Linked DNA regions of Homo sapiens: region 2 is linked to region 1. A link is a loop called in an ENCODE intact Hi-C map of the cell type or tissue named here. Cell type or tissue: IMR-90. All regions are shown on one strand. Links, peaks and the distances in the headings refer to the core of each region. The heading gives the core; the rest is flanking DNA.

Region 1 (4,393 bases), core at 199-4,198:
TTATTCTTTTTAACAGCCTTAAGAGGTAGGTAGTAATAGTCTCTTTCCCATTTTATATATGGGGAAACTGAGTCTCAAAAAGGCTAAATAACTTGCCCAAATTCCCATGGCAGAGTGTGGAACCAAATTCATGTCTGGCTGACAGCCAACCTCGCCACTGCTTTCCACACATACATGTCTGAATATTTAATGGGTTGTGCTCCAAGTCAGGAAGAGATGGTATGTTGGCCTGGAAACAAGAAAGCCTTTGCAGTCAGTCACAGCTCAATTCAGAGATGGCTTCAGTACTATTAGCTGTATGATTAGGGGTGAATTCAAAGTGATAGAAACTTTAACAAATCAATCTTGACCACTGAGCCCAACTATAAACTGGAGGATGACAAGACTTACTTTTCAGTGTTGCTGTGAGAGGAGATTATGACTCTGCATCAGCAGGCACATTTGAGACCCTCAATAAATCATACGTATTATGGTTTCATTCCTGCTCTTATCCATAAAATGTCTTGTGAGCAGAGAAAAGGAGACAGGCTAGACTGGGATCTCAAACTCCAGTGATCTGGAACGTTTCCGCTTGGGGGATCAAGTGCCACTGATCTAGAACTTGTCTCTATTATGGTTAAGCTGTATGGTTGTTAAACCATGCTAGGCAGTGGAGTCACAGAGCAACCTTGGGTGAAGGGCTCAAGATCTATATATCTCCTTGAGTTGGACTTCTGAATACCACATTCTTCTCCCCACCAGAAAACACACACTTCTTCCCAGGGCCTTGGTGCTTCTGGCCAGCATGTGATTTGCATCTGGCAAAAATCTCCCTTCTGGCAGGAGAGCAGTTGTGTTTTGGCTGGGGCAGATATTATAATGCTGCAGAGTCACTCTGCAGGGGACAAAACGAGAGAAGCCCAGGGGTTTCCATCCCCCGCTCCCTGCCCCTGCAGAATTCTCAGCTGAGTGCAGTAATAGCATGACTGGGCACTTTAAGTCTGCCATTGTGCCATAACTTCCTCCTTGTCATTGCCCGTTAGCATCTCCTTTCTGAGAGGGTGGCAGGGGCAGGGCCACATATGAACTTGAATGGTGAGGTGGGGTGCAGTTGCTATTTCTTGCCAATACCCAAACTTCCAGCTGCATATTCAAGTCTCTGACTTGGAGCCGGGCAGCCAGAGAGGCAGGAGAGAAGGACCTGGGCAAGAAGAACAAAAAGGCCCCACTGCACGGCTCCATCCCCATCCTCTCTGTCTGCATCCCTCCAGTGTGGAGCTCAGGTGTGGGGTCCCCAGCACCTCCTCAGCAGGTAGCTTCCTGAAGCCCAGTACACTCTCACTCCCAGGCCTGCTTCCTCTCCACGCCTTTCCCGCTCCTCCCTGCATCTCAAATTGGTTCTTAGAACCCCTGCCACATCCAAGGAACTACTTGTGAAATACCTTTGTGATTACAGTTTATATGTTTAATTAGAAGCTGGGAATTAAGCTTCCAAACACCACAAAATGAAAGCTTGAGATTCTTCCAACAAACCCCAGCTTTCCACGAACATGGGCTGACTCATCCGTCTCCTGCTCTCCCCTGTCGCCCCAGCCCTGTCTTTCATGCTGAAGTCATTCACTTTCTTCACCTGGATTTGGAAAACTGCTGATGTCTCGTTTAGCTTCATTCCTAAGTTGTCTTTCAAAAGCAGGGACATGCAAAGTGGCTGCCTGTGGCAGAGGCAGCAGGAGAGGGGCACACTTGTTGAGTCTGAGAACTTCACAAAGACTGTTAATTAATTGCTCATTTCGACAAATGAGAACAGATTTCAAATGCATAGTTGAACGTGGAGCAGGAAGAACATCTTGCTCTTGTGACTTGGTTTTAAACGTTGCATCTAGAAGATGGGGTGATACTGAAAGATGTCACTTATTTCCTTTTGTGAATTGAGATAAAATGGTTCTAATTCTTTCACTGCTTTCTGGCTTTAGGGCCCTGCGAAAGAATGTTTATTCTTTTGCTCTTGGTGGGAATTGGATGTCTGTCGATTTAGCATATGTTTAAAATATTTTAGCTTTGGAAAACTGCCCTGATAGCCTTCTCCCTCTAGTCAAAATTAATCTCATCTTCCCGCAGCTCTCACAGCCAGTGATTCATGGCTCTAATACAGCCCTTCTCATATTCTTCTTTATTCTATAAAGACTTACTTTTCTATAAAGACTTTTATTTCTGTTTGTCTCTTACATCAAATTGAAAGTTCTGTGTGGAGAAGAACTCTGTCTTACACATCTTTGTGATTACCTGAGTCTAGTCTGGTACATTATATTTGGCAGCATTCAGTACGTATTACATTGAATCTGGAAGATCACACAGAGAGGGGGATTCTGAGGGGTGGCAACAACCACTTTTGTAGCAGACGCTGTTGGTGTCCAACCCATGTCCCCTTGGCCACCCCAGAGTTTGGCTGTAGTCACATGCTGTGTAGACAGACAACCTCCTGCTTCTCTCTGCCTGAGGGCATTCTTCAGCCATAGAAATGAGCTTGGAAGCGGCTGGGTATGGTGGCTCACACCTGTAATCCCAGCACTTTGGGAGGCCGAGGCAGGCGGATCACAAGGTCAGGAGTTCAAGACCAGCCTGGCCAATATAGTGAAACCCCATCTCTACTAAAAACACAACAAATTAGCTGGGTGTGGTGGCGGGCACCTGTTATCCCAGCTACTCAGGAGGCTGAGGCAGAAGAATCACTTGAACCCAGGAGGCAGAGGTTGCAGTGAGCCGAGATCGCACCATTGCACTCCAACGTGGGCAACAGTGCAAGACTCCATCTCAAAAAAAAAAAAAGACAAAAGGAAAAAAGAAAAAAGAAATGAGCTTGGAAGCACACAGGTTAGTCTGCAAGTGCCAGGGAATTATTGCCCAAGGAATGACCCTTGGCCAAAGAGGGAAAGTCCTGGCTGGATAAATAATCCAAAGTCCTTGCCCTCATTCCAAGGAATGTTCTGCAGTCTCCTAAGGGTTTCCTGCTAGAGGAAGCCCTGATTGCCCAAAGCTTCTTAACACATTCTTTATTAGCTTTCCTCTCTTCCCTGTTTCATATTCCCTGTGCTCCCCTGGGATCAACAGCCAAATGAACAACTTCACCTGAGCCCTTACCTCCAAGGAAGTGCCACAGGGGAACCCAAAGGCCCTTAATCATTAAAAAAAACTTTAGAGATGCTGGCTGAGCCATCAGTGAGAACATGGATGCATACACAGAACCTACATCTTGTCATCTCTGCTCTTCGAGGAATGGAGCTGGAGAGGCAGAGAAGCAATGAAGCCGAATTCTGTGAGTGGGACTTCTGCGCAGCGGGGGAGGGAATTTCTACTTCTGGCCAGGAAATAGAGCTGGTGCCTTGTAGAAAGGCTCGAGGTAATGCAGTCAAAGGGCAAGCTTAGAGCAGTATGTGAAGGAATCCACCAAGGATTAGAACCAGCCAAGGGTCAGACAAACCAAATGAGACCAGAAGAGGAAAGTGGTGTCTTGGCAGAAAGGGCTTCCAGACCCATAGTCACAGGAATCTTCAGGAGAGGGGTGAAGAAGAAGGCATGGATCGCCAGGCCCAGGAGAGTCTAAAGCTGGTTTGGTGGGGAAGAATTTGGCCACATCTGTGCAGGATCCTAGAGAGTGGGGCAGAGGAGCTGGGCATCTGCTGTCAATGAGGCCAATTAAGAACAGTCTCAGGCTTGGGTCTCAAGCCTCAGGGATCTAGAACTTATCTGGTTTTAGCTGCTCTATATTCATTTCTTAGGAAGAGAGAGAGAGAGAGTATGTGTGTGTGTGTCTGTGTCTGTGTATATGTGTGAAATTTCTCTCAACTGAAACACAGGGCAGAACACTAGATGAAACTAGTGCTGTACTTTTCTGCTTATCTGTCGACACAGTCTTAGTGCGCAAAGTCTTGGTCTTAGTGGCTGGGTGTGGCAGTTTCCCAGAGGTGGGGGGCAGTAATAAAGAGAGAGAAAGGGAGACCTGATAGAAGATGGAGACCAGATAGAAGGCATCTGCTACGTGCATAGGTGCCCCTTTCTGAACAAGCTGTTTTTTGGTTACGAGATCCATTCCTGAAATCGATTTTAAGATATTCTGTGTTGGGTGATGTCACAGAAGCACTACTGGTGCACGGATTTGAAAAATAGTGGCTCATCCCGCCTCAGGGTTTGACAGCTTGGTAACTTGCAGTGAGGTTTCTTTTAACAATGAAACCAAGTCCTTTGAAAGACAAAAAAAGAACAAAACATCCACTAATTTTTGCGTGCAGGAGTAAGACAACAGTATTGGGAGATCTCAGCTATAAATGTGCCAGCTCTGGGAACTTTGGTTAAGTCATTTCACCATTCGCCTGTTTCCTCACCTATAACCAAGGAGGCAGCCAAGCCATCCCTAGTA
Region 2 (4,393 bases), core at 309-4,308, 99 kb after region 1:
ACAAAAAGTCCAGAAGTGAGAGGTCCTGGGGTTGGTCTAAACACTTTCTAACATTTACATCTGCCATTCTTAGCATCTTGGCGTTTGGTCTGCACACCTATCTCCTCATGACTGCAATATGGCTGCTGAAACTCCAGGCATGATGACCCAATTCAAGGCACAAAGAAAAGAAAAGAAAAGAAGAGTGATTTCAGCACCTCTCCTTCTTTTATGTCTGTCCCTTTTATCTGGAAAATAAAATCCTTCTCTAAAGTATCTCAGTAGACGTCTCTTCATGTTTCCTTGGCCTTTTAGTACATGAGTACTCCTGGCACCAGGGTGTTTAGAAACACTGGGGTTTTTGTTTTAATCTATAATGGAAGACAAGCAAGGGAGCAGGGGAGTAGAAATGGCTGCCTCATGAGCCAAATAATAACAGTCACTATGAAGGCTATGTAGAAAACAACTATAACAAAAAAGCCCATGATAAGCCACTAAGTAAATAAAAAGCAGGATTAAACCATTGTATATGCACTATGGTTACAATCAAGCAATAGTACAGATGAATGAAAGGAAAAGACTAGAAAAAATTAGTTTAAAAAACACATAAAATTTTACCCTTCTAAAAATGTTGATGGAAAGAGGCCAGAGGCCCCATGCAGGGGAATTAATCCTGATTTCATGATCAATCCAATGGCTTACTTGGGTGAACTTTGAGTAAGTCAGCCCAAATGCAGAGCATGTGAGCTGCAGGAATACAACTGCAAGAGCTGATCATTGCTGCCTGTGGCTGCTTCCTGACCTCATGCTGAGCCCCTCTTTTGGCTTTTATGTAACTGTTCCCATGCACTGTATGACCTCAAGGTGAACACCCGGTCATAGGGACTGTCTCAGGGGTGTGCAGTGGTCAGCTTCAATACAGGAAGAAGTCTGACAAGTCTCTGAGCATTATTTTTTTATTAGTCTAATAGTACAAAACTTGGAAACACAAATAGATTGGACCAGAGAACCAGACAAGGGGTGCCAACCTTTTCTCAGTTAGCAAAATATGTGAGGAAAAAAAAAAAAAAAGAAAAATGCATATTACCCATGGTAGTAATTTGTCAATATACTATTTTAACTGGTCACTTTTTTGGGATTTATTTTGGATGGCCAAAGTTATCCTTAAGAAATAACTGGATAGTAGCCTGGACAATTCAAGGCCCAGTGGTGCCCGGATACTTAAAAAGAAAGGGCAGAGTGTCAGAGAATCTCAAAAGGGAAGTGACCTTTCGCCCAGCGCCATGCCCTTGCCCTGAAATCCTGCTTGGAGCAGGACCCAGGACTGAACACACTTCCAGATGTAGCTGACCTGCTAAGACAAGTGTGGGACCAAGACACTAAACGATGCATTAGAGGACATCTAATTTCAGAAAGTCTTTAGACAAGGACTTCTAGCACATTATTATGGCTTAACTGGATGGCATCCCAATTCAGGAGAGAAAGTTCTTCAAGTTAGGAGATCAGGGTCACATTCTGATGTTGCCAACTGTATGACCTGAACATGGCTGAATCTCAGTTTCATTAACCAACCACATAGAGGATGTGTAATGCACACCTCACAGGCTGGTCTTAAGTATGAAGTTTGATTGCTGAGAAGAGTGAGAAGAGGATGATTACTACCTCAGTTTACTTATCTGTAAAATGAGGATAATAATGTTATAATACTTAGATTAGAAGGTTGCTATGAGGACATGAGTTAATACGTGAAAAGTGCTTAGAATAGGGAAAGAATGTAAGTAGCCAGGATGTAAATACATAGAATGTAAGTATTCAGAAATGTTAGCTGTCATTCTTCTTCCTTTATTTCTATCATCATGTATTAACTTATGACTATTTTTTCTTAAGCAGTAAACAAGTTTATCTAACAATCTTTCCTATTATTCCCTCCAAATCTCCTTAAAATCTAAAACCCAACTTTCAAAACAACATTTTTTTTCTATTTAGTTGTTTAGGTTTACATTGGTCTAGTAGCAGACTGCTTGATCCTTATAAACCCATTTGTTAAGTCTTTCTCAGAACATACATTTGGAAAACTATTAAATGGAAACATAAACCTTTTTCCCCCACTGCAACTATACATCTACTTTTTCATAATTACTCAAACCTGGAATTAGGTATCCAGTTTCAATAGTCTAGTATATTTAAATCCTGAGGACAGATTTTGATCCGTCCTGTATAAACACTAGCACCTGCTGGTTATAACTACACCCCCTGTGGACTCTCCAGAACTACCTCTGTAAGTGAATCACTGAAAGGGTACTCTACTGCCCTTGTGTCTCTGTTACGCCTGTGTTTCTAACCAGTCTTTATATATTACTGAGTTTTCTTTTATCTTCACTTTTTTTGTTTGTGATTTAGTCAAGACCAAAGGTCACTATCTCTATTCCAGGTATCAGAAAATAAGTGACAGAAAGTGGAGGCCTTAAGTGACTCACCCAAGGTGCCATGTGTTGGTTCAGTAGTGGAGTTTGGACTCAAGCTGATCCTAGGGGTGGGTCCTCTGAAGTATACCAGTCAATCAGAAGGGACTCCTCTGTGAGTTTTGTTCTTTAAGTTTTAGGAAGTAAGGGCCAGGCATGCTGGCTCAAGCCTGTAATCCCAGTACTTTGGGAGGCTGAGGGAGGTGGATCACGAGGTCAGGAGTTCGAGACCAGCCTGACCAACATGGTGAAACCCAGTCTCTACTAAAAGTACAAAAAAAAAAAAATTAACCAGGCATGGTGGTGTGTGCCTGTAATCCCAGCTACTCAGGAGGCTGAGGCAGGAGAATTGCTTGAACCTGGGAGGTGGAGGTTGCCGTGAGCCGAGATCACGCCATTGCACTCCAGCCTGGGCGACAGAGTGAGACTCCGTCTAAAAAAAAAAAAATTTAGGAAGTAAGGCTACAGTCTGGGTTGGAGCTGGTCCAAGGAAAGGGTCAAACTCTGTCTTGAAACAGGAGGTCACAGGAGCTGTGTACAAGTGACACAGGCCATTCACACTTGGCTCACAGTGTAACACTACAGACTTTCAGAAGTGTAGAAGAGCTGTTTGGATAAAAATCTTGGAAGGAATGACACATAATGTATTAGAAGATTCCTCAGTATTTGACATATGTGAGTTTCATCTGCAATGATTTGGCAACCGCCATTAATTTTCTTTCCCATCAGTAAATGGTAACCTCATAGGGATGGCATTTTTCTTTGCTGCTCCTTGGAAGGGCCAAGGTCACATTCCAGAGAAGGATGCTTGCCTTGCAAAGCATGCCATTCTTGAGGCACGATAAAGAGAGAGTTAATATTTGAAGACATTGTCAACTTCATTGACAACTAACAAACTTACCTAACTTTTATTGTTGCTGTAACTTGTCCCCTTTCCCAGAAAAGTGTGATAAGAAGAGGAGTAAGACTGCTCAGACTAATGAAGGAACAATGGTTTGATAGAATTCAGTTTAGTTTTTCACAACTACTGTTTGTATTCTGGGGCTGTGTGAGTTTTATATGGCATCTAGTGAGTGTCTATTTTTGAAATGCAGTGTGATTTATTCAAATTTTGGGCATTCTTTCTGCTCGACAATGCTGGGGGGTAAAGGATATGGTAAAAAGGAATCAGGAAGGATGTCACTTGTGGTTCCTTCTAGTTTTGCTCGCACTGCTTAAGTCAAGGAATCCTTGCTTAAGTCAAGGAATCCTTGACTTTTAGAGCCAAATGGAAGTTGAAGTGCTATAACCCAACTCACTCCATTCTTTATCCAGTTCAGAAACTAATTGCACCACAACCCTAACAGATAGCTCTACAACTCTGCTTGGTGTCTCTAGTGATAGGGAGATGAATATTACAAGTGACTATCAATTCAATTATTGGAACCATCCTACTGTAAAAAAAAAAGTTATTTTCTTTTTTTGACCCAAGTTGACTCTTTGCAATATCCCCCCATTAACTCTAGTACTGCCCCTAGAGTGAGAGAGAGCAGTATAGCAGAATGACAATGATCACAGCTCTGGAGCCAGATGGCCTGAGTTCAAATCCAAGTTCTTCCACTTCTTTGCTGGGCGCCTGTGCCTCATTGTCCCCACCAGAAAAATGTTAATTCTATTGGTGCCTACTTGATAGGGTGGTCATGAGGAAAAAATGGGTTTATATGTGTAAAGAACTTAAACAATGTATGGGACTTGGTAGGCACACAATTAATGCTAGCTATTGGCAACATTATTTCATCTCTTCATATACCTTTTTTTTTTTGAGACAGAGTCTTGCTCTGTCGCCAGGCTGGAGGCTGAAGTGCAGTGGCGCGATCTCAGTTCACTGCAATCTCTGCCTCCTGGGTTCAAGCAATTCTCCTGCCTCAGCCTCCCAAGTACCTGGGACTATAGGCACATGCCACCACACCCAG

Evidence for each region. Hi-C counts contacts between places; a loop is a spot of excess contacts. Peaks named below come from ENCODE experiments on the same cell type or tissue, not always from the same donor. Only the 100,000 strongest peaks of a DNase experiment are listed, where the experiment ranks them.
Region 2: a loop joins it to region 1, with 2.3 times the contacts of the local background. A loop is called at or near these places in 1 of 110 quality-filtered maps.

What each region holds. Positions count from the first base shown.
Region 1 is chr5:56,604,921-56,609,313 of GRCh38, reverse strand. It overlaps C5orf67 (chromosome 5 putative open reading frame 67), which reads left to right and starts at 3,058. Exons shown (of 6, transcript NR_161255.1): 1 at 3,058-3,292. In IMR-90, for the core only: no CTCF peak of the experiment used is centred there; no DNase peak of the experiment used is centred there; H3K27ac peaks cover 798 bases; H3K27me3 peaks cover 393 bases.
Region 2 is chr5:56,505,602-56,509,994 of GRCh38, reverse strand. No RefSeq gene overlaps it. Among named protein-coding and RNA genes, the nearest start is that of LINC01948, 26 kb to the right of the region's middle. In IMR-90, for the core only: no CTCF peak of the experiment used is centred there; no DNase peak of the experiment used is centred there.